Linked DNA regions of Homo sapiens: regions 2, 3, 4 and 5 are each linked to region 1. The links are chromatin loops, found by intact Hi-C in ENCODE. Cell type or tissue: heart right ventricle. All regions are shown on one strand. Each heading gives the region's core, and the rest is flanking DNA. Links, peaks and the distances in the headings are about the cores only.

What was found. A loop is a pair of places that touch in the nucleus more often than their neighbours do. Peaks named below come from ENCODE experiments on the same cell type or tissue, not always from the same donor. Only the 100,000 strongest peaks of a DNase experiment are listed, where the experiment ranks them.
Region 2: it touches region 1 in a loop (8-fold over the local background); 58 of 110 quality-filtered maps call a loop at or near these places.
Region 3: a loop joins it to region 1, with 5 times the contacts of the local background. A loop is called at or near these places in 14 of 110 quality-filtered maps.
Region 4: it touches region 1 in a loop (5-fold over the local background); 60 of 110 quality-filtered maps call a loop at or near these places.
Region 5: a loop joins it to region 1, with 4 times the contacts of the local background. A loop is called at or near these places in 14 of 110 quality-filtered maps.

What each region holds. Positions count from the first base shown.
Region 1 is chr2:61,760,804-61,767,001 of GRCh38, forward strand. It overlaps LOC107985767 (a long non-coding RNA gene), which reads right to left and starts at 3,460. Exons shown (of 2, transcript XR_001739092.2): 1 at 3,230-3,460. RefSeq lists an enhancer at 3,050-3,249. In heart right ventricle, for the core only: a CTCF peak has its summit at 3,050; DNase peaks (open chromatin) are centred at 3,118, 3,568 and 4,148; H3K4me3 peaks cover 2,053 bases; H3K27ac peaks cover 2,021 bases.
Region 2 is chr2:61,692,019-61,698,216 of GRCh38, forward strand. No RefSeq gene overlaps it. Among named protein-coding and RNA genes, the nearest start is that of XPO1, 160 kb to the left of the region's middle. RefSeq lists enhancers at 2,444-2,573, 3,846-4,461 and a silencer at 2,714-2,873. In heart right ventricle, for the core only: a CTCF peak has its summit at 3,050 (motif pointing right); a DNase peak (open chromatin) is centred at 2,773; H3K4me3 peaks cover 1,382 bases; H3K27ac peaks cover 1,976 bases.
Region 3 is chr2:61,655,717-61,661,914 of GRCh38, forward strand. No RefSeq gene overlaps it. Among named protein-coding and RNA genes, the nearest start is that of XPO1, 120 kb to the left of the region's middle. In heart right ventricle, for the core only: a CTCF peak has its summit at 3,365 (motif pointing left); a DNase peak (open chromatin) is centred at 4,895; H3K27ac peaks cover 2,730 bases.
Region 4 is chr2:61,705,420-61,711,617 of GRCh38, forward strand. It overlaps the pseudogene LOC647077. Among named protein-coding and RNA genes, the nearest start is that of FAM161A, 150 kb to the right of the region's middle. In heart right ventricle, for the core only: no CTCF peak of the experiment used is centred there; no DNase peak of the experiment used is centred there; H3K27ac peaks cover 1,523 bases.
Region 5 is chr2:61,667,690-61,673,887 of GRCh38, forward strand. No RefSeq gene overlaps it. Among named protein-coding and RNA genes, the nearest start is that of XPO1, 130 kb to the left of the region's middle. RefSeq lists an enhancer at 3,305-3,544. In heart right ventricle, for the core only: no CTCF peak of the experiment used is centred there; a DNase peak (open chromatin) is centred at 3,571; H3K4me3 peaks cover 1,554 bases; H3K27ac peaks cover 2,460 bases.

The DNA of each region.
Region 1 (6,198 bases), core at 490-5,489:
GTGAATCTGCTTCTTTCTGCAGCCTTGCTTTCTCTGTACTGCATACATGTAGATCAAACATCTCTCCCTCCTTTTCCCTTACTTTCTAGGTCAAGAGACAAGTTAAAACCATGTAACTGCACATTTCCAGGAAAGAGAATCTGATTGGACCAGCTTGAATCAGTTTTCTACCCGCCTCTATTCCAATCAGCTATGGCAAGGGAGAAGCGGGTTAATAAAGGATAAGGATGCCAACTGGGATGTGGGGAAGTGCTGGAGCAAACTGCCTGGCATGTGCATTATAAATAGATGAGCACGTCCATATTGTGGAAAGGCAACAGGACAAGAGGACAGGCTCTGGGGTCAAATTGCCTGGCTTTGACTTTTGACCTTGCCACTTATTAGCAGCTTCACTTTGGACAAATTATTCAATTTCTTTTTCTTTTTTGAGATGGAGTCTCGCTCTGTCACCCAGGTGGGAGTGCAGTGGCGTGATCTCGGCTCACTGCAACCTCCACCTCCCAGGTTCAAGCAATTCTCCTGCCTCAGCCTCCCGAGTAGCTGGGACTACAGGTCCGTGCCACCATGCCCGGCTAATATTTTGTATTTTTAGTAGAGATGGGGTTGCACCGTGTTAGCCAGGAGGTTTTGATCTCCTGACCTCGTGATCTGCCCGCCTCAGCCTCCCAAAGTGCTGGGATTACAGGCGTGAGCCACCGCGCCTGGCCAAATTATTCAATTTCTTTATGCCTCGGTTACCCCATCTGTAACATGAGGGTGATAATAGTTGTGTGGATTAAATAACACAAATAACACTTTGTAGAAACTACATAAGTATGTATTACTTTTATAAAGATGTCTGTTTCCCCTAAATTAGTCAATAAAAGTACTGCAATCGCAATCAAAATTACAATTTTTTTTTTTTTTTAAGACAGAGTTTCGCTCTTGTTGCCCAGGCTGGAGTGCAATGGTGTGATCTCGGCTCACCGCAACCTCCATCTCCCGGGTTCAAGTGATTCTCTTGCCTCAGCCTCCCGAGTAGTTGGGATTACGGGCATGCGCCACCACAGCAGACTAATTTTGTATTTTTAGTAGAGATGGGGGGGCGTTTCTCCATGCTGGTCAGGCTGGTCTCGAACTCCCGACCTCAGGTAATCCGCCCGCCTCAGCCTCCCAAAGTGCTGGGATTACAGGCATGAGCCACCACACCCGGCCACAATTGTTTTTTAATTTGACAAAGTTTAAAGTTACCATGGAAGAAATAATATATCTCTGGAGAGGATGGCAGGGATAGCCTCTGCCATCCTGGGAAGAGCACAGATTTATACACTATTGGTAATGTTCTAGGTTAGGTTGAGGTTGGCTTCATATTATTACGCTTTTAAACTTACATATATTACAAAATTCTATTTTATGTGTATTAAATATATTTTTAAGGACAATTCTTAAAGACTAGTAAGCAGAGATTTATCCCATCAGAAATTTTTAAATCATCTAAAGGTATGTTAAAACAGTATTACTGCCCAGCAACAGATAAATCAATGAGGCAGAAAAAGTACATACGGACATTTAGTACAGTCATCCCGTGATATCTGTGTGCGACTGTTTCCAGGAACCCCCGCGGATAACAAGTCCATTACATAAAATGTAGTATTTGCATATAACCTACCCACATCCGTCCTCCTGTATACTTTAAATCACTCTAGATTACTTATAATACCTAATGCAATGTAAATGCATAGCATTTGTGCTGGGATTACAGGCGTGAGCCACTGCACCCGACAAATTATTTTTTTAAAACTCTAAAAATGCTAGAAGAAAATACAGGTAACCATGACATCAAAGCTAGAAACAAAGGAAATGACTCATTAGACATATCTACATAAAAATTAAAAACTTCCTTCAGTAAAAAAAAAAAACGAAAAACCATAGGTGATATTAAAAGATGAATTTGAAAAACAGGAAAAATATCTGTAAATATCTCAATCATAGGTTAATATTTCTAATATACAAAAAGCACTTGTAATTTCTAAAATGTGAATATTTCATTTTAAAAATATTTCTAACATACAAAAAGCACTTGTAATTTCTAAAATGTGAATATTTCATTTTAAAAATAGGCAGAAGTCATGAACTAGTAATTCACAAAAATAGAGCCAATAATTATATGAAAGATGTTCAGTTTTACACTTAGGCAACAAAATGCAAATTAAAACGAGTCTTTTTTAAAGAGATGATAAAGATCACGAAGACTGACAATATCTAAGATTAGCAAGGAGATGCAGAGAGCATATTCCTTCTCATACTGTTAATGGAAAAGTAGTAAATAGGTTTCTAGGGGAGGGTCTGGTAATATCATTTAGAGTCTTACAAACGTGCATTTTCCTTGATCCAGTAATTTTATTTCTATGACTTTATTGTAAAAAAATAATCAGGGACATGTACAGATTTACATATAAGAATATTCATCTAGGATTGTAGACCTGAAAAGCTGTCAATACCTGAAAAGTCCAACAACTTAGGGACTGGTTGAACAAATTATGATATCCATACAGCCATTAAAAATGATTCTGTAGGCTGGACCCGGTGGTTCATGCCCACAGTCCCAGCACTTTGGGAGCCTGAGGTGGGAGTATCACTTGAGCCCGGGAGGTCAAGACCAGCCTGGGCAACAACCCCATCTCTTAGAAAAAATATATATATATAAATATAAATATATATGTAATTATTTTAATTTACCTGCAAAGACATTACTGGGAGATAACGCGCTTACGTTTTTCTGTTTTAAAAAACCAAACACCTTTACGTGTATGTATGAAAATTCTAAATTTATGTAGCAATATGTTAATAGTATTATCCACTGTGGCAAGAATGAGAGTTTAAGTTTCTTTTATAAACATGTATGTACTCTCGAACTACTGCTGCTATTACAGGGAGCAGGCATTTTTTAAAAGCACTATTCTTCTTACAGTCAGGAAATACAGGACACTATTACTTCGCGGGGGAAGACGGGCACTGGGAAGAGTCCACGCCGGCGAAGGCAGGCGAAGACAGGGCTCGCTGACGCCCCCGGTCGCCCGCGCCTCTTCCCACAGCTCTCCGAGGAGCCCAGCTACCGGAAACACGCCACATCAGGCCTCGGAATTCTGGGCATCGGACGGACAGCTCGTGACCTCAGAAGGAGGAAAACGGTCACCTTCTGAAAGAAACACGAACTCCTCTTTCCTGTATCAGAACATTTCTCATTCACCTGAGCGCGGCGTTTCTATCCTGAGATGTTGGGAGGAGGTTCGAGGTGGGCGGGGTGACGGTTTTCTCTTGGAAATGAAAAACAGCCTTTCCTGCTACCCCTGCCCGCTCACACAGGCGAGACTTGGAGTCTGCCCCGCGGAAAGCCGTTTCTATGGGTGACGACGTATGGCAACGCGTCTAAGGGAACGTCGGCGAGTCGACTATTGTGTTCCCAAAGTCGCCCTGAAATGAGGACAGAAGTTCGGGGGAGCCGGGGGCGTAGAGTAAAGGCACGATCTGATTGGCCCGCGGCCGCGCAACGATGGGCGGGACGGGGCAGAAGTGTGGGCGAGCTGGGGCGTCACCGCGCGCCGGGTAGTCTCTCTCACGCCCTGGCGGGTGCGCAGGTCTCTAAACTGGGCGGAGCAAGGGAAGTGATGTGTGGCCTCCGGAAGGACGCGCGTAAATCCTCACCCATAAGTAACGAGTCGCCGTGGTCAAACAAGGCCCTCCTACGATACCAATCGCGTGGCGGGTGTGGTACTGCCGAACCCGAGGAATGAGAAAGGAGGCCCGGCAGAAAGTTCGGATCAGCTGCCGGCCGTTCCCGGCGTAGCCTAGGGCGGGGAGGGATTGACTCCCCGGAACATCCCGGGGTAAAGACCTCGCATAACAGCGAAACCGCTGAGGGACTGTTGTGTGGCGAGGCCTTGGAGACAGACAGGCCCACACACTCCCTTTCCTCGTGAGGGTCACCGACCTGCCTACTTGGGAACGACATAGACCTGACAGTTGTGTTTGGGGGTGGAGGTTGATGACCAGTTATTGAATGAATCGCAGAGACATTTGCGTAGGAGTGTTGATGCAAGATTTTCTTCTTTTTTTTTTTTTTTTTGAGATGGAGTCTCGCTGTCTCCCAGGCTGCAGTGTAGTGGCAGGATCTCGGCTTACAACAACCTCCGCCTCCCGGGTTCAAGCGATTCTCCTGCCTCAGCCTCCCGAGTAGCTGGGACTACAGGCGCACGCCACCACGCCCGGTTGATTTTTGTATTTTTAGCAGAGACGGGGTTTCACCGTGTTGGCCAGGCTGTTCTGGAACTCCTGACCTCAGGTGATCCGCCCACCTCGGCCTCCCAAAGTGCTGGGATTACAGGCGTGAGCCACCGCGCCCGGCCCCCCTCTGGCCACTATTATTATAGTTTTTAAAGCCTCTTAATCGTAAATACTAGAGTCTTATTTTATTCTTAGAGGGAATTTTTAGATGAGAGGCAAAATTGTAAAAAGGAAAGTTTGAATATAATTACAGACTATATTTTACGGAAGAGAAATTGAAAATGTACACTTTTTTCTAAATATTTAAAATAAATGTTTAGGCAGGCACATTAGAAAACATAAAAAGGAGCAAAAACTCAGCACTAAACCACTGGTCAAAGTTAACTGCTGTTAACATTTTAGTGTTTTCCTTCTGTTGTTTTTTCCTATCTTACAAATACTGAATCACTAAACAATGCATTTGTTAGACGAACATAAACCACCCTGTGGCTTTATCTGTGGAGTAGGACTATGGGAGACTTTCACTTTGTTAGATATTTCTGTATCATTTGGAGTATTATAAAATGTACATGCATTCCTTTTCTAACCAGAAAATCTAAAGTGTTTTTGTTTTTGTTTTGAGACGGAGTCTCACCCTGTCGCCCAGGCTGGAGTGCAATGGCAGGATCTCAGGTCACTGCAACCCCTGCCTCCTGGGTTCAAGCGATTCTCCTGCCCCAGCCTCCTAAGTAGCTGGGATTACAGGTGTGCGCCACCACGTCCAGCTAATTTTTTGTATCTCTAGTAGAAACGGGGATTCACCATGTTGGCCATGTTGGTCTCAAAGTCCTGACCTCGTGATCCGCCTGCCTCAGCCTCCCAAAGTGCTGGGATTATAGGCGTGAGCCACCGCGCCCAGCCGAAAATCTAAAGATATTGAAAAGATACAAAGGAGCACATTATGAACATTTTTTTCGTATCACTGAGTATTTTATAACTGCATCATTGATTTTAAAAGAATTCATGACTTTGAAAACTAATATTCTACAAAGTAGCTTTTGATTTAACATGAGATTTTATATATGTGCTTATCTTGGTTCTCTATGAAACCCCATTGAAATAAGAAAATGTAAACACCAGCAAGGACTAAGAGAATGAGAAAGAGACAATAGTGGATGGGAAAAATTGGCATCTACTTAGCGGAGGAAGGAAAGGGAATCCAAGAAGGCTGACTGCAGAGGGGAATGTCAATTAGAAGTAAAGCAATTTATGGCTGGGTGCAGTGGATCACACCTATAATCCCAGCATTTTGGGAGCCCGAGGCAGGCGGATTGCTTGAGCTCAGGAGTTTGAGACCAGCCTGGGCAACATGGCGAAACCCTGTCTCTACCAAAAATACAAAAAAATTAGCTGGGCATGGTGGTGTGTGCCTATAGTCCCAGTTGCTCCGGGAGGCTGAGGTGGGAGGATCGCTTGAGCTGGGAGGTGGAGGTTGCAGTGAGCTGAGATTGTGACGCTGCACTCCAGCCTGGGTGACAAAGCGAGACCCCACCTCAAAAAAAAAAAAAAAAAAAAAGTAAAGCAATTTATATTTCAGAACTCCAAAAAGGCTCACAGAGGTACCATATCAGTGGGAGGGTGTGTAAGGGAGGATCAGGGGGTTGATTGAAAATCTGGCTGGTCGCGATGGCTCACGCTTGTAATCCCAGCACTTGGGAGGCTGAGGCGGGTGGATCACCTGAGGTCAGGAGTTCAATACCAGCCTGACCAACATGGTGAAACCCTGTCTCTACTAAAAATATAAATAGCCGGGTTTGGTGGCGTGCTCCTGTAGTCCCAGCTGCTCAGGAGGCTGAGGCATGAAAATCGCCTGAACTCGGGAGGTGGAGGTTGTGGTGAGCCAAAATTGCACCATTGTACTCCAGCCTGGATGACAGAGTGAGACTCTGTCTCAAA
Region 2 (6,198 bases), core at 549-5,548, 69 kb before region 1:
GGCTGATCTCAAACTCCTGGGCTCAAGTCATCCTCCTGCCTTAGCCTCCCAAAGTGCTGGGAGGCTAATCGTAGAGAATGATTACAGGCATGAACCACTGTGCCTGGCCAAGAAAATATTTTTTAGGAAAACATAAGGTTGTGCAGAATTCCTAACAGTGAAATTCAATTAGTAACATCCTATTTTGAGGCCTTGTGGAGTTTATCGTTATAAGGGGGGCTGTTAAATTGACCGACAGAAACATATGTGTATCGGGCCAGGGTGGCAACTATCATCAGTTTAACCATTCTATGAAAGCCAGTTTGCCACTTGTGAGAAAAACTGAGTTATGCTGTATCCTGTTTCTACATATGTATGGACAATCATGATTGTTCAGAATACCAATTTTATGAATTTTTGATTCACAAAATTTCATTAAAGCCTTAAATTCAAGATGTTTCTGAAACTGGTAAAACTTCAAAATGGAACATTATAAAATGAAACAGTTGTCAGTATACTGTCTTTAAACAGTCAAACACAGCCTTGGTATAATTGAAAATAAAAACTTGTAAGTTCTGCTGCGCAGCTGGTAATCACTATCCTTAGTACCACACATAGTATATTATACAATCCTTAGTACCACACATAGTATATTATACATACAAAGGTGACTTTTGTGCATACCCAATAGCAAAAGTGTCTGATCCGTTCAGTGCCCTGCACTTTGAAGATATTTTTGTTAGATAGGTGTGGTATCACATACTTCCAATGTTGTTTCCAATTCTGTGTATGCTTGTTCCAAGACAGACTTTCATGACCCTAACCCATGGTAGCTTCCTGCTTGATATTTATATACATCTGTACTGAAGTTTGGAAAGGTCACTTGAATGAACAATGCTTGACAGTGGTGTCACCAACCTTTCAATATGTATGTTAATTATAAATAAAGGCATATCTTTATACATAAACTTTTTGAGGCAGAGTCTTGCTCTATTGCCAAGGTAGAGTGCAGTGGTACGATCTCAGCTCACTGCAAACTCTACCACCCGGGTTCAAGCGATTCTTATGCCTCAGCCTCCCAAGTAAGTAGAACTACAGGCATGTGCCACCACGCCCAGCTAATTTTTGTATTTTTTGTAGAGATGGGGTTTCACCATGTTGGCCAGGCTGGTCTCGAACTCCTGAACTCAGGTGATCCACCTGCCTTGACTTCCCAAAGTGCTGGGATTACGGGCATGAGCCACCACGCCCAGCCTTTATATATAAACTTTCATGTATGAAATCATAATGTGGTTTCTTTGACGAGTTTTATAACATCACTCATTCTGCATGATTTTAAAAAATCAGCTTTACTGGGTTATGATTTACATTAAATGTACCCATTTACCTGTACAGTTTGATACACTTAGATAAATGTACACACCTGCATTCTGTATGATTTGGGGGAGACAGGTGACCTGAGTTCAATCCTAAACTGATAATTTACTAATCATGTGACCTTGGGCAAATTACCTTAACTTCTGAAAGCCCTGGTAAAAATCCCACTTGATAATAAAATCGAGTCCAGGATAATAAAATAAAAATCAAGTGGGAGTACTTTTCACTCTGTAACCAACTACTGCTGAATTATTCTTTTCCTTTTTTTGGACAGTCTCACCCTGTCACCCAGGCTGGAGTGCAGTGTTGTGATCTCTCCTGGGCTCAAGCGATCCTCCCGTCTCAGCCTCCCAAGTAGCTGGGATTACAGGCGTGCACCACCATGCCCAGCCTGAGATAGCTTCTGTAATTATTCTAGCACAATGCTAAGCACTTGCAGCAGGTGAGTGGTTTGTTTCCTTTACACTCCCTACAAGAAATGTGAATGCAATGCTCTTCAGTTTTGGAGAACACAGGCAAACAACTGTATGTGCTAAATCATCTGACTTCATTTTGATCACAAGGGCTTCCACCAGCCAATGAATACTTGCTGTGAATGCTGCCCAATGTCGGGCCTGAGGAAAACCAGACAGTGGCTTCATGTCATTTTTTAAATCATGTCTGATATATTTCATTGGAGCTTTTCCCCCCCAATACCCAAAGAGATACCCAAAGAGAACTCTGAAAACACCAATACCCCAATTTCCTGCTTTGTGCCTGCATTTCTCTAAATATTTCCATCTGAACTTTGTCTGCGAGTATTAGGTCAGATGTCTACTGTAATTACCAGGCATCCTGGGGACTGTAATTAAAAGGCAGTTTGAAATGACTGACACTTTGATGGTGATTCTAGCCATTTCTATTTTCTGACAACGAATCTTCCTCAAAAATTTTACTGCCCCCTCATGTCCTTGCTCCCTGATTTTTCTTCAGTTAGGCACTCCGTAATTCAGCAGCATTCTTTTCTTTCCACAATTTATCTCCCTACTCCCCTTCTCATCACTTGGGTCCGGCCGGTGAGCAAGGAGGAAGAAACCCAAAGGGATCTTCAGGGTCCGCGCCCCGCAAAAGGTCTCACAGCAGAGACGTACAGGAGAGGTGACCCAACCCCCGGACCTGGATGGGGCCCTTATGGGAAAAACCCCGTGTTTGCTTCAGGCCATTCTATGCGGCATCCACGAGGTCTGTGGGCCAGCGGCACGGCGCGGCCCTGTCCCCCAAAAAGGAGGAGAGGCAGGAGGAAGAGGAAGTGGCCGTACAGGCCGAAGCCTTGTGGAGCCTCAGTGCGGGGCTTGGCCAGGTCCTAGGGGGCGTGGCCTCGGAGGCGAAAGCGCAGGGCGGGGCCGAGGTGTAGGAACCGGGAGGGGCCTCGTGGGGGGAGGAGACTCGTGGGGGCGGGGCCCAAGGGAGGCGGGGTGGGGCGGGGCCGCGGCCAGAGGAAGCCCCTCCCGGTTTCCCTTGACAGGGTCACCTGCCTGCAAGCCACCTGCGCTCCCCTTCCTCTCCCACAGCCTACATGACCAGTGTGGGTCGCCAGCCTGAGCGAGGGTGCTCAGGTGGTTTCTACTCTCATTTTCACTTTCCAGTGCCGCTGCCGACTTGGAGGGGAGAAAGGGGCGGGGCAAACCCTGGTTTCGCCCCCCCGCCCTCAGGCTGGCTGCCACGCGGGGGCGCAGTCAGGGGGTCTGCGCTGTGTGGGTAGGGGGTCTTCAGGGCTGCCCCTCCGCAGTGCCACCCTAAGCCAAGATTCCCACCCCTGAGGCAATCCAGGATGAAATGCACACTGGCTGGGGTCATGTTAAGTAACAGAAGTATTCCCAGGCCCCAGCTATCTAAAAATATTCTTCCAGCTTAACGGGTTAGTTGCCTTTTTTTTTTTTTTTTTTGTATTTTGTTTTTTCCTTTAAGTAGAAAACTGGACCCTGAGAAATACGTACGGCCAGGCTAACCTGTGAGCAGCAGGACATGGCACACCCTGGGAAGCGAAGACAAGGTTCTCCCTCCCTCCCAATTGCTCATATGTGACATGGGTCCTCTCTCAGCGGCTCCCTGCACAGGATTCTTTTTTCAGAGAGGCTATTCCATTTCTCTAGTTTTGTGACACCCTCTTCACTGAATTCCTTCACTTTAGCTTAAGTCTTGATTGTGTCACCTACCCCAATGCTAGTCTAAAGGACTAAAGAGAGTAAGCCTTTCGAGGAAAGAAAGAAAACTATATAATTGCTTTTTATGTATTCGGTTTAACCAGCCAACTTCTGTGCTACACGGTGGGAAAACAAAGACATATATGACACAGAAAAGTAACTATACTCCAGCATTATACATTTAATAACAAAAACATATGGTAGACACAAAGGTAGAATAGGTGAGGGGGTGACTAATTTCATGAGATATGGGGAATGGGAGCCTAAGAAAAAGTTTTGGCCGGGCGCGGTGGCTCGCGTCTGTAATCCCAGCACTTCGGGAGGCCGAGGCGGGCAGATCACTTGAGGTCAGAAGTTCAAGACCAGGCTGGCCAACATGGTGAAACCTCGTCTCTACTAAAAATACAAAAATTAGCCGAGCGTGGTGGCGCGTGCCTGTAGTCCCAGCTACTGGGGAGGCTGAGGCGGGAGAATTGCTTGAACCCAGGAGGCGGAGGTTGCAGTGAGCCAAGATCGAGCCATTGCACTCCAGCCTGGGCAAAAAAGCGAGACTGTCTCAAACAAACAAAAATACAAGCAAGCAAACAAACAGTTTCAACCCGGAGTGAGGCCCATCTGAGGGGGCATTTGAAGCATCAACAGGAGTGTAAGAAAAGAAAGCCCTTGGCCGGGCGCGGTGGCTCACGTCTGTAATCACAGTACTTTGGGAGGCAGAAGCAGGTGGATCGCGAGGTCAGGAGATTGAGACCATCCTGGCCAATACGGTGAAACCCCGTCTCTACTAAAAATACAAAAATTAGCTTGGCATGGTGGCGCATGCCTGTAGTCCCAGCTACTCGGGAGGCTGAGGCAGGAGAATGGCGTGAACCCGGGAGGCGGAGCTTGCAGTGAGCCGAGATCGCTTCACTGCACTCCAGCCTGGGTGACAGAGCGAGACTCCATCTCAAAAAAAAAAAGAAAAGAAAAGAAAAGAAAAGACAGCCCATGAAGTAGATACTAAGTGACTACAGAATGCTGATTGACAACACAGAAAAGAAACGAGGAGGTACAGAATTCCCTTTTTCTTTCTTTCTCTGTGTTTCTTTTTCTCTCATCTTTCTTCTTTTTCTCCCTTTCTTTCTCTTTCCACAGGTCTTGTAGTATCACCCAGGCTGGAGAGTAGTGGCCGTATCATTTAGTTCCCTGCTGCCTCAAACTCCAGGGCTCAAGCAATCTTCCCGCCTCAGCCTTCCAAGGAGCTGCGTGTACAGGCGTGCGGCACCACATCTGGCTAATTTAAAAAATTTTTTCTGGGCGGGCACAGTGGCTCATGCCTGTAATCCCAGCACTTTGGGAGGCCGAGGCGGGTGGATCACGAGGTCAGGAGATCGAGATCATCCTCGCTAACACGGTGAAACGCCATCTCTACTAAAAATACAAAAAATTAGCCTGGCGTGGTGGCGGGCGCCTGTAGTCCCAGCTACTCCGGAGGCTGAGGCAGGAGAATGGATGAACCCAGGAGGCGGAACTTGTAGTGAGCCCAGATCGTGCCATTGCACTCCAGCCTGGGTGACAGAGCCAGACTCCGTCTCAAAACAAAACAAAACAAAAATAAAAATGAGGCCGGGCGCGATGGCTCACGCCTGTAATCCTAGCACTTTGGGAGGCTGAGGCGGGCGGATCACAAGGTCAGGAGATCATGACCATCCTGGCTAACACGGTGAAACCCCGTCTCTACTAAAAATACAAAAAATCAGCTGGGCATGGTGGCACGCGCCTGTAATCCCAGCTACTGGGGAGGCTGAGGCAAGATAATCGCTTGAACCCGGGAGGTAGAGGTTGCGGTGAGCCGAGATTGCGCCACTGCACTTCAGCCTGGGAGACAGAGCAAGACTCCCTCTGAAAAAAAAAAAATTTCTAGAGAGGGGTCTGGATATGTTACCCAAGCTAGTCTGCAACTTCTGGGCTCAAGCGGTCCTCCTGCTTCCCAAAGTGCTGGGATTACAGGCATGAGCTGCTGTGCCTGGCCATTCCCTTAATTTTAAATTGGCAGCAAAGAGATTAGTTGAAAGATGGGGTGAAGGGGTAGAGAATTCCTTTTACTCAAATCATAAACATTACAGAAATAAAAAAAACCCGGTCCTTTATAATTCCCACTCCAGGAAAGACCAATGTTGTCATATTGGCATATATTCTTCCAGGTTATGTATTCATAACTAACATTGTTTTCTATAGAAATGGAATCTCTCTCATATGCTGGAGGTAGTAGAGGAAAGTGGTGGAGTGTTCTGACTCTAGCAATCTGGTGTCACCTGAGCTGGAATGCAGGGTCCACCTCTTCCTAGTTCCATCACCTTGGGAGGTTATCTTCACCTCAGTTTCCCCTCTGCAAAATGGCACCATATCTGTACCAATTGTCAATTGAGATTTTAAATGGCCAAGAGTAATTTTTGTACATGGGAAGGAACTCATAAAGCTGCTTGCATCTCTGTTGATATTTAATTTATTATGGCAGTAAATTTTAAGCCTAGTTGTTATTAAGCATTTAACCACATTTCTCAAATTTATGTATAAATCTATCAATTTATTTGTTTATTTATTTTTTTGAGATGGAGTTTTGCTCTTTTGTCCAGGCTGGAGTGAAGTGGCGTGATCTTAGTTCGTCGCAACCTCTGCCCCC
Region 3 (6,198 bases), core at 786-5,785, 100 kb before region 1:
CGCCTGGCTAATTTTTGTATTTTTAGTAGAGATGGGGTTTCACCATGTTGGCCAGGCTGGCCTCAAACTCCTGACCTCAAGTGATTCACCTGCCTTAGCCTCCCAAAGTGCTGGAATTACAGGCCTGAGCCATTGTGCCAGGCCTAGAATAGCGTGGTTTTTTTTTGTTTTCTTTTTTTTTGAGATGGAGTTTTGCTCTTGTTGCCCAGGCTGGAGTGCAATGGTGCAGTCTCGGCTCACTGCAACCTCTGCCTCCCAGGTTCAAGCAATTCTCCTGCCTCAGCCTCCCAAGTAGCTGAGATTACAGGCATGCACCACCACACCTGGCTAATTTTTTGTGTTTAGTAGAGACAAGGTTTCACCATGTTGGTCAGTCTGGTCTCGAACTCCTGACCTCAAGTGATCCACCCACCTCGGCCTCCCAAAGTGCTGGGATTACTAGCGTGCAGCACCGCACTGAATAGCGTATTTTAACCACTTCAGTTGGAATATATAAAGTGTAACTTAAGACTTGCTTATACACTTTATATATGTCGTGGTTCTTGTGACATCTATTATTGGCCTGTGCAAAGGGCTTTTTTTTTCTTTTGTAACTATGGATAAATTACCTAACTCTGTGTGGGAAATAATAGTACCTATATTAAGGGTTGTTGTAAGGATTAAAAGTGGGAAAGATTAAGTTGAGGTAGATTTAGTATAATTCAGTTATGTATTTTTTCCATTTATTAGTTTTTAAAGTTATAAAAACAAGTTAACAAATCAATATACTGTTCTTTATTATCTAATTTACAGTAATGCAATGTCATGAGTAGCCAAATTATAAACTATTTATAGAGCAAGGAATATAGTACAAATAATGACATTCCTTTGGTAAAATGTATCTATATGCAAGTATCAAACTCTGAGGAAATCAGACATAGAACCATTACTTTAATTTAATTTAATTTTATCTTGAGATAAGACCTTGCTCTGTCACCCAGGTTGGAGTGCAGTGGTGTGATCATAGCTCACTGCAGCCTCAATTTCCTGGCCTCCAGTGATCCTCCTGCCTCAGCTTCCCAAGTAGCTGGGTCTACAGGTGAGTGCCACCATGCTCAACTAATTTCTAAATGTTTTTTGTAGAGACATGCATGATATCACTATGTTGTCCTCAGCTCAAACAATCCTCCTGCCTTGTCTCCCCAAAGTGGTAGGATTATAGGCATGAGCCACCTCGCCCAGCCAGTTTCATTAGATATCATGAGAAAACTTTTCTTACGGATTTAATGAAAACATATAAATAAGCTGCAAAAATGAATTGATCTGGCAAGTAACATAGAATTGTGTTTTCGTTAGTGGGAAATAGACAATATTAAATAAAATGAGATAATAAAGATAAGAATTGACAAATATTGGAATGTTTTAAAATTTTATTTTGTTCTGCAAATGGAGTATGAATAGTTTATCATATGATTTGATACAAATATTTTATAACTACCTTGTTGAAAAACACACACCACATTTGAAAGAAATCATGTAAAAGTTTTATTGGTTTCTTTTAGCTAGTGTGTCATGAAAAGTTTGGTGATCCTAAAAACATATTTTAGTTACATTTAAGATAATCAGCTGGTTGTGGTGGCTCACGCCTGTAATCACAGCACTTTGGGAGACCAAGGTGGGAGGATGGCTTGACCCCAGAAGTTCGAGATCAGCTTGGACAACTGGTGAAACCTCATCTCTACAAAAAATAGAAAAATTAGCCTGGCATGGTGGGGCGTGCCTGTAGTCTCACCAACTAGGGAGGCTGAAGTGGGAGAATTGCTTGAGCTGGGAGGTCAATGCTGCAGTGAGCTTTGATCATGCCACTCCACTCCAGCCTGGGTCACAGTGAGATCCTGTTTCAAAAATAAGTAAGTAGGCCAGGTGTGGTGGCTCACACCAGTAATCCCGGCACTTTGGGAGGCCAAGGTGTGTAGATCACCTGAGGCCAGGAGTTCCAGACCAGCCTGGCCAACATGGTGAAACCTCATCTTTAAAAATAAATAAATAAAAGTAAATAAATAAATTAAAATAATTAACTGCTTTGGCCATTCCAACATATTTCATTCCTGCTAATGATGTGAGTTTGAGATGAGTATTGAGAATAGCTGAAAATTACTATGTATATACAGTGTTTTTGTGTTTTTTTTTTTTTTTTGAAACAGAGTCTTGCTCTGTTGCCAGGCTGGAGTGCAGTGGCACAATCTCAGCTCACTGCAACCTCCGCCTCCCGGATTCAAGCGATTCTCCTGCCTCAGCCTCCCGAGTAGCTGGGATTACAAGTGCCCGCCACCACGCCCAGCTAATTTTTGTATTTTTAGTAGAGGCAGGGTTTCACTATGTTGGCCAGGATGGTCTCAATCTCTTGACGTCATGATCTGCCTGCCTTGCTCTCCCAAAATGCTGGGATTACAGGTGTGAGCCACTGCACCTGGCTGAAAATTTACTATATTTATATATGTAAAAGAGCTATTTTTTAGCATTTTTTAAACAGATGCTCTCTTTGCTTTGCTTTCTTAAGATCAAGGCATTTGCCAATAATTCTTAGAGGATGGAAAAGGTCTTACTCCCACCACCCCACTTACCATATATTTTATTCATGAAGACCATAACAACAAGAGCCAAAATACCCCATTCCTAAAGCCAAGTTTCACTCTTTTTTTTTTTTTTTTTTTTTTTTTAGATGGAGTCTCGTTGTGTAGCCCAGGCTGGAGTGCAGTGGCGCTATCTCAGCTCACTGCAAGCTCCGCCTCCCGGGTTCACGCCATTCTCCTGCCTCAGCCTCCCGAGTAGCTGGGACTACAGGCGCCCGCCACCACGCCCGGCTAATTTTTTATATTTTTAGTAGAGACGGGGTTTCACCGTGTTAGCCAGGATGGTCTCGATCTCCTGACCTCGTGATCCGCCCACCTCGGCCTCCCACAGTGCTGGGATTAGAGGCGTGAGCCACCGCGCCCGGCCTTCACTCTTAACAGAAGTATGTGAAAGATAGAAAAAGACTGGTTCCTTTTTGATTGTTGAAGATTTCACCTTCGTCTGATGTCTTGGTGGGTATTTATCTGATGGTGCCATAAAATAAGATTTCAGGTGAAGAACGGGTATGCTTTCGTTTTTGAAAAGTTGGAGAAGAGCTATTGTGAACATGGGTGCTTTCCCAAGCAGGCTGATTTTAGGAAAGAGAATACATTGAAGTTGAGGATCAGATTTCCACAAAGCTATCTATAATTGAGCACCTCTTGGAAAGCATTTTGTACTCCCAACAGCATGGGAATCCCCAGTTTGAAGACCACTGGGGTAGACTCAAAAATGGCTAACCATGCCTTAAGAAAATATTGCCATCTAGTGGCAACTACTCAAGACATAGGCATAAAGACCTAAATGGTCCCTTGACCCTTTGAAGGACACCTCTGTGTGATTCAGCCACAAGGAGCAAAATATCTCATATTTATATTGTACGTTTACTTAACATTACTCTTTCTATATATATTGTGTTATCTAATATTCCAAGCAAGCCCTTAAGATGCACATGCTCTTTCCTGTTATAGATGAGGCATTTGAGGAACACAGAGAGTAATTTATCCAAGATCATATTTCCATTTATTTATTCCAGATCCATTTATCAGGCACTATTACATGACTGGCATTATTCTAGGCTTGAAGAAGGGGCATGGGTTATGGGTGAACTGAAAGATGACTAAGACACATGTCCTTATGTCATTCACAATCTAATGGGGACACAAAACTATGAATGGGGCAATCAGGACTTGTATCTTGGACTGCTAATGTGTATCAGTGTCCTCACTGTACCATGGTACAGTAAACATAAATGTCAGACTGGTGCTCGAGTGATCCTGGGAGTCCTTGCAGTCACATGAAGCCAGTATCAGAGGAGTGTGGTGTCCAAGCAAAATGAGTCACTGAATTAAAATGTCATTTGAACAGAGTGCCTGCCCTTCCCTCCCCTTCTAATCTGTTGCTTGTAATTTGCTGTTGGCTTGGAAACCCAATAAGGAAATTTATTAAAAGAGTATTTAAGATGAAAGAAAATTATCTGAATGAAAATCCCAGAAGCTCCCCGATGAGTGTTGTATATGAGCTTTGGAGCATAAACTTGACTTCTGCTTTGGCCATTCTTGGGACTTTCTTAAGATGGCCTGTCTCTGAGCTGAGGCCAGGTAGCTGAGTTAGGCAGTGAGCTGTGAGTGGGCAGTGTTATGTTCGAATCGATAATCGTGCTGTAACGGGCACAACATGTTAGGAAAGACCCACATTCTCAAGACATGTTGGCCTCCCCAGCCTCACCTTCAGGATCTTTCCCAACTCTGTGCACTGCAGAAATTGATGTTCTTTCTGTTTTTTGAACATTCCAAGTTCTTGCCTAACTCAGGCCTTTGTAATATTTCTCCTTCTCCTTTACTCTTCACATGCCTGGCTCTTTATCTTTCAGGATTCAGCTTAAATGTCACCTTTTTAGAAAGCCCCTCATCGACTGCTCTACCACATTAATACAGGGTCCTGCACCTAATCTATATGCTCTGCCAATACCTTGTTGTATCCTAAAAATGTCCTATTGACATTTTTCTATGCTAACTGAAACTGAAGCACTTAACCCCTTCTAACTAATACTATTTTGTCTACATCTTTATTGGTCTATCTCCCTCCACCAGAAAGTAAGCCTTGTGAGGACAGGGGTTGTGTCTATTTGGCTCATTTCTGTATCCCTACCACCTAGAAGAGACTTGGCATGTGGTAGGCCCTCAGTAAATATCAGTGAATGAATTGAATGAACACTCTTTCCCTCTTTGTCTCAGTGGCCATTCTCAGTAAATGCAGCCAGACGGCCAGACTGGCCTGGTTTTCTTAAATAGATTCTGACAGTTTTACTTGGCAGCTCATGAAGCAGGACTGCTGTGTGCCTTTGTTCCAGGAAATGGACTTCAAGTCACCTTCCCAGGGCCCAAGCTTCTTTGGGACAGGAAATCAGGCATTGATTAGGTACATAAAGTTGGGGCTTCCTAAGTCTACACCGCCATATCTTTGGTTAACTCTGGGTAAGAGGTCATAGTTCTGTTAGCTCTCCTCCATTCCTAACCACAACTGCACCTCTGTAAGGAGCCGGTTCTCTGGCCTTTGTGCCACAGATCACTGCAGCAGGGTGGCCCTGGGGCGAGTGGAGCTTCCCTCACTCATCCTTCCCTGCTTCTGGATAAACAATGCCAAGTTCATCATGCCCTGCTGGTATTAAGTCAAGAGTGGATGTCTTGTGAAAAGAACCATATGTCTCCTGTGAAGGGCTGAAAATGGACTGTTGAGAACCAATTTCCAGTGAGAGCCATGGGACCTAGGAAGAACCAAGGTCACTGAGCTCAGGGACTTTGGGAGACATCCATGAAGGTCCAGTTCATATGCAGTACTACTCTAAACATAGCAATGAAGAATCCCTGCCCTCTTAGAGGGAGGGGTGGGGCTGAATACTTCCCTTGCTAAGGAGCTATCAGTCAGCATCCTATCCCTGCCTCCAGAGCAGCCAGTCTTGCTGGGATTATGGCCTGCAGCCTCCAGTCTCCACTGCTTCACTTTCTGTTCACTTCTTCTAAACTCACTACCTTTCCAAATTCAATGCATACTCTCTCTTCCTCACTTACTGCAATCCACTTTTGAGTTCGTTGGATGGGGTAAGTACTTCCCACCCCAGGTCTTTGCACACTTTGGATGGAATAAATATTTCCCGTGTTTTTGCACACACTGTTCTGCCTCTACCTCCATAAAAAGGCACTTCTCCTCAATTAACATTGTTCTACCACCTTGTGGCTTCTGTTTTCACCTGTTAAGCAACCCAAACTGCATTTGCCAATGAATCAAAGGTGTATCTGTTTCTAAATGTGTGGATGCGTGTAGGGAGAACTGATGTTTTGTGAATGTTATCCTATCCAAGAGCATGGGAGACCTTCCCATTTGTTCCAAGTTTTTGCTGTGTTCCTGAGGAAAATTTTAAAGTTTTCATCATATAGACCTTGTACAATTCTTGGCAAGTCTATTCCTAGGAATTTTTAAATTTTTATTTTTGAGACAGGGTCTCACTGTGTTGCCCAAGCTGGAGCAGTGGCATGATCATGGCTCACTGCAGCCTCAACCTCCTGGACTCAAGCGATCCTCCCACCTCAGCCTCCTGAGTAGCTG
Region 4 (6,198 bases), core at 655-5,654, 55 kb before region 1:
GCAAACCTCACATGGCAAACCTCATTTCTTTCTTTCCTTTTTTTTTTTGGAGATGGAGTCTCGCTCTGTTGCCTAGGCCGGCGTGCAGTGTCATGATCTCAGCTCACTACAACCTCTGCTTCCTGGGTTCAAGCGATTCTCCTGCCTTAGCCTCCCAAGTAGCTGGGATTACAGGCACCTGCCACCACACCCGGCTAATTTTTGTACTTTTAGTAGAGCTGCGGTTTCACCATATTGGTTAGGCTGGTCTTGAACTTTTGACCTCAAGTGATCCACCCACCTCGGCCTCCCAAAGTGCCAGGATTACAGGCGTGAGCCATTGCACCCAGCCGGCAACACTCATTTCTTAAGTTATTGCTGCTGCCAGGTGCATCTGCCATTCAGGGTATGCTTAAGTTAAATTATTGCTGTCAGGTGCATCCACCCTACAATCCAGAACATGGCAACACTGCTAAAGCCTTGGCTGTGCCTGCACACACACACATGAGCTGTCCTGAGTAGCCAAAACAGCTGACAGAAAGGTATTGAGATCCTGTGTTTCACACGTAGGAAAACCTTAGACCACACAGTGATTCCACCTCTTCACATGTAGTTCTAATAGTTTCATGCTTGACTTATAGTTCTAATAAGCTTGGTAATCTGATTTTCAATCCTTGGCTGACTTGCAGTAGAAAATTAGGAAGCCAAGAAGGGAAGCTCTAGGCAGATAAACTGACAGACCTAAAAAGACTTGAGGAAACATATTCTAGTTAATAATGTGCCTCATTTATATGATATAGTCAAGTGCAATAAACATATACTAAACCTGTGCATTTAAGTCAAAAAAAGGAAGGTGGGAAAGAAGAGGTGCTTTAAGTAAAATTCTCAAACCTTTGACCAACCACTACCTCTCTGGGCTTTTACTTATTCATATAAAAAAAGAAACATTTAAATAATTTAATGTCTAGGCTCCTGTTTACTGTAGAATTCTATGATTTTAGGTGACAACAAATAGCTTGCCAGCAAGGAGTCAATCAGGAGTATTGTGATATGTACTTTTTGTTTTTTTTGAGACAGGGTCTCATTCTGCTGCCCAGGATGGAGTGCAGCGGTGCGATCATGGCTCACTGCAGCCTCAACCTCCTGGGCTCAGGTGACGATCCTCCCACCTCAGCATCCTGGGTAGATGGGACTGCAGGTCCCATTTTTAAAATGCCTGGCTAATTTTTAAAATTTTTTGTAGAGACAGGATCTTGCCATGTTGCCCAGGCTAGTCTCGAACTCCTGGGCTCAAGTGATCCTCCCGCCTGGTTCTCTCACAATGTTGGGATTATAGGCCTGAGCCACTGAGTCTGGCCTTTGTCCTATTTCTTAAAAATTATATTTGCTACTACCATGACTACTACTCCAGTGCTTTACCAGCACTTAAATACCTCCAATGTCTGGGACAATTAGGAGTGAGGCAGACAGGGTAAGCATTTCAATCATGTCAGAGGCATCGTTTTCATAACCAGAACAATAACGAATATTTATGATGATTTAACCTAAACAGCAATTAATAAACAGCTCTTGTGTGCCAGGCACTGTGTCAGGTGCTAAGTCTTCATGGGAAATAAATTTATTCTTATATGTCTCGGGAGACAGGTGGAAAGCAATTTGGCAGTAACTACATTAAAACTTTTAAAATATGTAAATATTTTGATCCAGAATTCTTACTCCCAGAAGTTGTCCAAGTTTTTGCTGGACAATTGCAAGTGCCCAAAGATATCTTTCAAAGATGCTTACTTCTGCGTTATTTGTAAGAGTGAAACACTGGAAATGACCTAAACATCCAACATAGAGTGAGACCTATATATACCAATATGAAAAGCTGCCCAACATATACTGCTACATGACAAAAGAAAGTTGTAAGACTGTATCTTTTATTTTGTTGATATATAGATATGAGTATTTGTATACAATATCTGGAGACATATACAATAATTTTTTTTCTTTTTCTTTTTCTTTTTTTTTTTTGAGAAAGGGTCTGGCTTTGTTGCCCAGGCTGGAGTGCAGTGGTACGATCTTAGCTCACTGCAACCTCTTACCTCCTGGGCTCAAGCAATCCTCCCATCTGAGTCTCCTGAGTAGCTGGGATTACAGGTGAATGCTATCATGCCTGGCTAATTTTTGCATTTTTAGTAGAGATGGGGTTTTACCATGTTGCCCAGGCTGGTCTCGAACCCCTGGACTCAAACAATCCCTCTGCCTCAGCCTCTCAAAGTACTGGGATGACAGGTGTGAGCCACCCCGGTGGCCAACAAACTATTAACAAGGGGCAGGATTATGGAGACTTTTCTGTTTTGTTAAATGTTCATTTAAAAGTAATAAACACATTACACAAGAAAAATAACAAACGTAACAACAAAAAGAATAATACAAAATGAAAGGCAAGAAATTAAGTAATACATTTTACAAATATTTTCATGGGGAACTATTGAAAATTTATTGAAAACAACATGTTTTCCAAGAATTTAGAATGGAAAAGTTGTTCCACCTGCAGCTTTCTGATTGAGTAGCTGGATGCTGTGATCTTTCACTCAGTTACCCCCTCTTCATCCTGGTTGATTTCCAGCTTTCAATAAAGCTTTTCACCTGACGCAGGATAATAGCGAGTGCATGTGTGCTGGTTTGTTTACTGTGAGTCTCTCAGAGGAAATCATGTGCATCTGTCTGTTTACTTTTCCGTGGAACCTAGAAGGTCACCTCTAAAAATAATCTTGCTCGGTGTTAGAGTTTCTGTGACACAGAGGTACATACCTCACATGCTCTCCACAGTTAGTGCGCTAAGCCAGGCATATCTAGTTCCCAAATGACTCAGATCAGAGAAGGAGGGGAAGGCAGCTGCCAGCTAAGATGTCTAGTGACTGATTTAAGAGCAGATGCAGAGGAAGCCCTTTACAAAATGGGACACACTCATGGCTGCCTTTCTAGATCAGTGATGTTGAACTTTTAAATATGTTTATTGGCTTTTTGTATTTCTTCTTTGTAAGTTTCCAAAGGAAATATTAGGAGAATTTCTGAACCAGAGCCCATGCTATGGCTATTTGACTTTGCAGTAGACACATTTGGATGCCTTTTCACTACCTCCTTTGGCCCCGAAGCTCTTGTTAAAACAGGTGCGCCTGAGGAACTGCGTTTATGCGTGAAGAACACTCTCCATTTGCCCCTGACGTCTGCCTCACTCTTCCCAGATTGAACCTTTATTATCCCATGCTGGGCTGGGACCTCATTATGGAAGGCCTCGAAAGCCAGCCTGCGGAGGTTGAACAAGGGAGTAGGATGATGAGAGTTCTGCTGTAAGAGATTAACCCAGCATCAGTGTAAGAGACTTGAGAGGGAAGAATGGGTAGAGAAAGAGATCAGTTAGAAGTCTTTTATTGGCTGGGCATGATGGCTCACACCTGTAATCCCAGCACTTTGGGAGGCCAAGGCGGGCGGATCACCTGAGGTCAGGAGTTCAAGACCATCCTGGCCAACATGGTGGAACCCCGTCTCTACTAAAAATACAAAAATTAGCGGGGTGAGGTGGCAGGCGTCTGTGGTTGAGGTGGCGGGCGTCTGTAATCCCAGCTACTTGGGAGGCTGAGGCAGGAGAATCACTTGAACCCAGAAGGCAAAGGTTGCAGTGAGCCAAGATCATGCCATTGCATTCCAGCCTGGGCTGGAGGAAGACTCCGTCTCAAAAAAAAAAAAAAAAAAAAAAAAAGAAGTCTTTTGTCAGCTGCTCTGCCTATGGAGTAGCCATTCTTTTATTCCTTTACTTTCCTAATAAACTTGCCTTCACTTAAAAAAAAAAAAAAAAGAAGCCTGTTGTCCAAGTCAGAAACAATGAAAGCCTGAGCTAAAGCCACGAGCAGGAGAGAAGGGAATAGAAAGAGATAAATTGAAGAAGCAAATCTATGAAATTGTACAGCTGATTGGATCCAGGATACAAAGGAGTTCCGTAGGTCCCAGAAGACTCCTAGATGTGTGCTGGAAATTGTAGTGCTGCTGTGGAGATGTCACACACTGGGCTCTACCTCGTCCTCTTATGCCTCTTCGGGGATCTCATGCCAACAACTGTTTTGTCATCTATCTTCAATTATTTACTGCCATTGATTCCTTCCCATGAGGCCTATTTAAGAATCTCCACATTTTAGAACAAAATAAACCAAACCAAACCATACCAAAACAAACCTTCCCTCTTGAGAGGAAGAATAGACTACTAATGTCCTTATCGTAGAAGTAGGGAGTCAAGAGACACTATCCATGATTAATAGAACGAAGAAGGGAGCTTAAGTAGGTTGCAAAGAGGGCCAGTGGAGAGATTGAGAATGGTGATGCAACCACTTTGGAGGAGAGGGGAACGAGAGGAGTGTAAGTGAACTAAATTCTCATCCAGCATATCAGGAAGTTAATAGAGAATGTCTAAGGCGGATAAATCAAGAAATAGTTAGGCCAGGAGGTGAATTAGTGATCTGGAGGTTACTACAACACAGAAGCAGTTCAAAGTGCTTGCCTCTTCAGGGTGGCTCGGGACTGTTGCTTTTTTGAACCATTTGCGTGTATTTCTTTGATGAAATTTTTAAAGCGTTTTTTCCCTGTTTTTTAACATGTCAAAAAGAGCCTTTATTACTTTAGTAGTAGCCTCTTATGCTTCCTTGCCAGACACTTTTGGAGAAGGTGCTCCCTGGGCCAACACTTTTTGACCCTTCTGAGCTTTCTGAAGAAGTGCTGCCTTCTGGCCTGTGGCTTTCTGGGCAGGAATCTTCCGGGCTGGAGCCTTCTTGCCCGCAGTGATCATCTTTTTTGCTGGGACTTTAGCAGCAGGTGCTTTTCTGGTAGAAGCTTTCAGGAGAGCTGCCTTTCGAAGCTTCCTAAACTCATTTTTTGTTTGTTTGTTTTTTGAGACAGAGTCTCGCTCTTGTCGCCCAGGCTGAAGTGCAATGGCACAATCTCGGCTCACTGCAACCTCTGCCTCCTGGGTTCAAGTGATTCTCCTGCCTCAGTCTCCCAAGTAGCTGGGATTACAGGCACGCGCCACCACGCCCAGCAAATTTTTGTATTTTTAGTAGAGACAGGGTTTCACCATGTTGGCCAGGTTGGTCTCAAACTCCTGACCTCAGGTGATCTGCCTGCCTTGGACTCCCAAAGTGCTGGGATTACAGGCGTGAGCCTCTAACTTCATTCTTAATTATTCTTTTCCTCATTTTCTTTGCCTTCATGGCTTTAAAACAATCAAAATCTGTCATCTTGGCTTTCCTCTCTTTGGCTTCAATCTTCTTGGCTTAGTGTGGCTGCCCATTTTGCATTGAGGTCTACCTGCTGCCAGGCTTGTTGGACATACCTTTGGTGGGTGCTATGTGGGAACTTGAGGATGAAGTCAGTGAGCTGCATGCATTTGAAAGACACGGCCTGTCCCATTACCTGAGTGCAAAGTCCATCAGCCAGAGCCCTGTTTTCATCAGTAACATCTACAACTGCGACCAGCTTTCCAGCATAAGGTCCAAAGGAGACATAGGCCACCTGGCAAACCTCCAGGAAGTGCTTGAACATCATGTCGGCAGCGTTTGGCAAGAAGGAAGTTCTTTCTTTTTTTGGTATAATGGGGAGAGAAGCCTTTAAAAAGCCTCCCTAAATTCACATCTCCTTATGGCTACCATTTTTTTCTCTTCTTCCTTGAAATATATTCTTTTTTGTTGTTGTTTGTTTGTTTGTTTGTTTGTTTTTGAGATGGAGTCTTGTTCTGTTGCCCAGGCTGGATTGCAGTGGCTCGATCTTGGCTTGCTGCAAACTCCGCCTCCCGGGTTCACACCATTCTCCTGCCTCAGCCTTCCAAATAGCTGGGACTACAGGCGCCCGCCACCACACCCCGCTAATTTTTTGTATTTTTAGTAGAGACAGGGTTTCACCGTGTTAGCCAGGATAAATATATTCTTTAATATAATAATAATAGTAGTAGCTAACACTGACTGAGGTATTGTTATATGCCAGGCATTGGCACATAACATTCATTCATCATCTTATTTAATCTTTGAAGTGAGCTTATTGCAACTAGACATCTTTAATGAATTGTCTATTCTTACTGTCCTCATTTGCTCACCATCCAATCTCTTCTCAACCCACCACAAACTGGCTTTTGCCATCTAAACTCCACTTAGACTCTCCCAACAAGGGCACCAATGACCTCCCTATTGT
Region 5 (6,198 bases), core at 590-5,589, 93 kb before region 1:
AGTTATTCTTAAACTACAGCCAAAACTTAAGTAGGCACTGTCATCCTGGTGGGAAGATAGGAGAATGTGAGGTTAGTGGATAAATTGTCACCTTGGGAATAAGTTGGGTTGAAAGAGACTTCCCTGGAGAGGGAAGTGAAGAGAGAGAGGGATGGGAAGTCCTGATAGCAATGTGTCCCTCTTTCAGACATCCCTAAGGCCAGTGCCTCTCTCACCCTACCTAAGAACTTAATTATCTGAGCAAATGAATTTTCTCCTTTTTGCTTAAGCCAGTTCAATCTTTCAATCTGGATTTCTGTCCTGTTGTCCTACCACCTTAGCAAATTGATCCCAATTTTCCTTTTTGCCTTGTCATCTGTGTTCTGCATACTCCTTTTTATATAGCTTGCATTCATTAACATAGAATTTTGTATTCTGCTTTTTCATGTGCATTTACTTCATTCATATTTTCCCACAGATGACACGATGGCCATAAATTAGTAATCCTGACAAGTTAATATACCACAATCTACTTAACTGCCTCCCAACTATGGAATATTTAGGCTTTTTGCTTTTTATCCTTATTATACTTAACACTACAATGACCAAATCGGTGTACATAGTTTCATTCTTCTGTTGAATTAATTCTTAAATATCCAAGAGTAGGATTGCTGAGTTCAAGCGTATAAACACTTTCATGGTTTTTGACAGAAAAGTGAATAATTTTTACATTTGAACATTTGGAAAAAGTTTGTTTAGATGTCAAGTGTAGAGAAACTCTCAGTGTTTGTTTGTTTGTTTTAACAGGTCTTGCTCTGTCACCTAGGCTGGAGTGCAGTGATGTGATGATAGCTTGCTGCAGTCTTGAACTGCTGGGCTCAGGGGATCCTCCTGGTGCAGCCTCCCAAGTAGCTGGGACAACAGATGCGTGCCATCACACCAGGCTTGTTTTTGTTTTTGTTTTTGTTTTAAATTATTTGTAAGACAGAGTCTTGCTATGTTGGCCAGGTTGGCCTTGAACTCTTGGTCTTAAGGAATCCTCCCACCTTAGCCTCCCAAAGTGCTGGGATTATAGGCATGAGCCATCGTGCCTGGCCAGAACTCTGCGTTTAAAGTTGAGAGCCTTGGGTCATGCCCTCCTGCCCTGCTTTCAGCCCTGGAGTAATTGCTGCTGTTGCTCATCCAGAACATGCATCCAGGTGAGAAGAAGCATCTGAGGGCCATGGTAACTGCTGTACTGAATTTTTGCTTTGCTCAGGAGTGGAGATCCAGAGTTTGGTGTCGGGCTTTCACAAAGGAAAGGGAGGTAGGGAGGGGCCAGATGCACCAGAAGGGGGTTTCAAAATACCAAGTTCTCCCTATCCACAGCCAGACTCAGAATCTCATGAAGGTGAGTAACCCCTCCACAAGGGATTGTGGTAACAAGTCTCTAATAACTCTTATTATAGCTTCCCATCACACCTTGGATTTTTCCTTCATAGCACTTATTATTGCAAATTATTTTTTTATTTTTTTTTTTTTTGAGACGGAGTCTCGCTCTGTCACCCAGGCTGGAGTGCAGTGGCACGATCTTGGCTCACTGTAAGCTCTGCCTCCCCGGTTCATGCCATTCTCCTGCCTCAGCCTCCCAAGTAGCTGGGACTACAGGCGTCCGCCACCGTGCCCAGCTAATTTTTTTTTGGTATTTTTAGTACAGACTGAGTTTCATCGTGTTAGTCATAATGGTCCCAATCTCCTGACCTCGTGATCCACCCGCCTCGGCCTCCCAAAGTGCTGGGATTACAGGCATGAGCCACCGCGCCCGGCCAATAATGAATTCTTAAGAGGGTGTTAATTTAAGGATTACTTCAGCAGAAGGCAAAAGCTATCCACATTATATTGTCTGTAAGCTCCCTGAGAGCAGGGATTCGTGTCCTTTTTGTTCACCCCTGCATCCAAAGTACCTAAAAAGGGCTCGATACATAGTAGGCACTGAACAAATATTTGTTGGAATGAAGAAATAAGTGAATTAACATAATAAAAGGAATGAGATTAACTATTAGTAGCTGGGACCACAGGCACACACCACCATGCCTGGCTAGTTTTTGTATTTTTAGTAGAGATGGGGTTTTACCATGTTGCCCAGGTTGGTCTCAAACTCCTGAGTTCAAGCGATCTGCCCACCTCAGCCTCTCAAAGTGCTGGGATTACAGGTGTGAGCCACCACGCCCGGCCTTAAAATTCTTAAGGAAGTTTATTTGTGAGCATTTCCCCAATGCTGATATATATTGATGTTAAATCAGCCTTTTGCATATTTTATAATAAAAGACTAACATATCCAAATAAAAAGATTAATTCACAGAGACTTTTTCTGACTGTGTAAGTGAGAAATTATTCTGGCGTTTAGTCAGCCAGATTAGAAAGAGCTCTAGATTAGGAGTCTAGATTAGCTGAGATACCTAGTTCTTATTCCAGCGCTGCTCTCAAACAACCTGCTAGATCGTTAGGAGCCTTTCTGAGCCTCTGGGACTTCTTTTTTTTTTTTGAGATGGAGTTTTGCTTTTGTCGCCCAGGCTGGAGTGCAGTGGCGCCATCTTGGCTCACTGCAACCTCCAACTACCAGGTTCAAGTGATTCTCCTGCCTCAGCCTCCTGAGTAGCTGTGATTACAGGCTCTCACCACCATGCCTGGATAATTTTTTTGTATTTTTAGTAGAGACAGGGTTTCACCATGTTGGCCAGGCTTGTCTCGAACTCCTGACCTCAGGTGATCCACCTGCCTCGGCCTCTCAAACTATTGGGATTACAGGTGTGAGCCACCACGCCCAGCCAACCTCTGGGACTCCTTATATTGGGCGAGAAGATTGAATTTAAAAGACTACTAATAATTGCTACTAGTGGGATAGCCAGTGGTGCTTTTGTGAAAGCACATTTAGTATCTAAGAATGGCATAAGTAGCTGTGAACATGAAGAACTGGTTAATACATTCATTGCTGTGGCTAGTACAGTCTTGAGATCATTACAGGGAAGTGGATGCTAAAATACAAAGTTCACATTTCATGAACTTGAATCATGATTGCTCTTTGGCTGAGCAATTCAAAAGGCTCTCTCAGAACAGGTTCAGTAAAGCCCACTTATATTTAATGCTGCTGGAGAAGAAAAGTGAAATGTCATGAAAGATATACTGAAATTAACCCAAGGCAGACCCTTTGCTATTTGCAGGTCTATAGTAGGACCATTTTACTTACTAGCTTTGTTCTGTGACCTTATAAGTGTCTCTTGAGCTTCCAGCACTCGATTTTTCCCTCAGATACATTTCCCCTGTACTGCTTATCTTGTAAAATTAACTACTGTGTAACAGATGTATGAGCCAAAGCTAATTTTATGAGAAACTTGAGTGAAAGGAAATCAATCTTTCAAGGTCCCTGAAGTCCTAAGATCATAAAGAAAAGGCTAAAGAAGTAGTTTCTGGCTTTTTGCTTTTGATTTCCTTCTTAGTTTCAGTTTTCTTTTTCTGAATCTCTCTCCCCAGATCTTCCCTGGCATATATAGATGCTCATAAACAAAACAATGACAAACACTGGGCTGTTAGAAAGGTCACAGCCCTGGCTGCCAAAAGACACAGTCAGGCTTGCTTGTTAGTGGAAATTTACAAATGATAATGCGCTGCCACTTTTGCTTTAAGAGCTACTCCCACTTGGGGACCTGAAACTGTAGTCTCCAACACAGCAAAAATTGACTAATTATTTGATTTACCGGGAGGAGCCCTACTGATCAAGTTCATTTACAGTTATTAGTTCATTCTACACACTGTCACAGTTTACTTTTGGCAACCACAGAAACTTAGTACTTTCAAGTGGCAAAAATTATATTATTGTTGAGTTACAAAATCATGGGCTATCCCCATTACCGTAAACCTAATCTTAACTCATGCTGAAGTTTAAAATTCTAAATTGTTTTCAGTTTTCCTCCTGGTTATGAGATTTTGTGTGTGTATGTGTTATGTAAAACACAAATCTAATGACTGTTTTGAAAAGATCTAGGCAAAGGGTCATGACAACAATTCAGCTATTTAGCACAACTCTCTGTAAACAAATCACCAGAGAAAGGCTTAAAGTGAAGTAATAATTCCGGCTCATTGTCAGTGAATAAACACCAGACAGCTATAGACATGTTTAATGCATTCCTGCACTCTCTTCAAATACAAATTAATACAAAATAGCATTTTGTGACTTGAAGTAATTGCCCACATGGCTGAGCTGTGTATCTCCAGGAGCTGAATAATTTAAGCGTGGATTTATGTATGGAACATGCAATGCTCTGAATAAATATTTTGAAATGAACATTTATTTCACAGAAGAGGCAAGGAAAGTGGAGAATAAATGCTGGCAAGGGAGACACTAGACACAAGTGACAATAGTGCAAGCCAAACTGTGCTCTGCTAGAGGTGTAAACAAACTACCGCCTCAGCACCAAGGAGGGACAATTTAATTCAGATGGGAGCACAAGCATCCCAGAGAAAGGGAAGTCATGCCTGGGCTTCCCGGGAAGATGAGTATTATTTTGATTAATACAGGAGGAGGGAAGACATTCCAGTGAGAGGAATGGTGGAGGGAGTGAAATAGAACGAAAAGCATCACCTAGGATAATTCTGGGTGAGGGAAGGGTGGATGGGAATGGTAGAGGTGAAATTGTGGGGCTAGGGGCTCATTTTGAAGAGCCTTGAATGTTGTCCTAAAAAGCATGAATCCATTAAAGAAAAAAAATTTTCTTGATGACATTTTTGTATCATTTTTTAAATTGAAAAATAAATAAGGCTGGGTGCAGTGGCTCATGCCTGCAATCCCAGCACTTTGGGAGGCCGAGGCGGGCAGATCATTTGAGGCCAGGAGTTCAAGACCAGCCTGGGCAACATAGCGAAACCCCATCTCTACCAAAAATGCAAAAAAATTAGCCAGACATGGTGGCACACACCTGTAATCCCAGCTACTCGGGAGGCTGAGGCAGGAGACTAACTTGAGCCTGGGAGGCAGAGGTTGCAGTGAGACGAGATCTTGCCACTGCACTCCAGAATGGGCGACAGAGTGAGACTCCGTCTCAAAATAATAATAATAATAATGATGATAAGAATAATCATAAACATAAACATTTAAATACTATGAAAAGTAGTGAAAAATACTCGGAGAAGTAAAAAGTTAGTTTTTTTTTCTTTTTCTGTCTTTATTTTTTATTTTTGCCTTACAGATTTCTAGGAATATAAAAAAGTTTTTTATATAATAATTCCAGGCCCGGCGCAGTGGCTCATGCCTGTAATCCTAGCACTTTGGGAGGCTGAGGTCAGGAGTTCAAGACCAGCCTGGCCAACATGGGGAAACTCTGTCTCTACTAAAAATACAAAAATTAGCCAGGCATGGTGGCAGGCGCCTGTAAACCCAGCTACTCGGGAGGCTGAGGCAGGAGAATTGCTTGAACTTACAAAAAATACAAAAATTAGCCGGGCATGGTGGCACACACCTATAATCCCAGCTACTTGGGAGGCTGAGGCACAAGAATTGCTTGAGCCTGGGAGGCGGGGGTTACAGTGAGCTGAGATTGCGCCACTGCACCCCTGCCTGGATGACAGAGTGAGACTGTCTCAAAAAAAAATGTGTATATATATATATATATATATACACACATTATATATATATATATAAATATATATGTATATACATGTATATATATATATACGTGTACACATATATATATATATATATACACGTGTGTGTGTGTATATATATATATATATATATATAATGAATTCCACAATTCCAGAGATAACCATTGTTAGGGCAAATGAGTATTACTAAAATTTATTTTATTTTATTTTATTTTTTGAGTCAAAGCCTGGTTCTGTCATTGAGGCTGGAGTGCAGTGCCCCTATATTGGCTCACTGCAACCTCTACCTCCTGGGCTCAAGCCATTCTCCCATCTCATCCTCCCAAGTAGCTGGGCCTACAGGCACATACCACCACACCCAGCTAATTTTTGTATTTTTTGTAGAGATGGGGTTTTGCCATGTTGGCCAGGCTGGTCTCTAACTCCTGGCTTCAAGTGATCTGCCTGCCTCAGCCTCCCAAAGTGCTGGGATTACAGGCGTGAGCCACTGTGCCTGGCCTTGGAATTTTAATAATTATTGCTACATTTCCCTCTAAAAAGTTTGTATCTATTAATACCCTCACCAATAGTGGATGAGGTTGC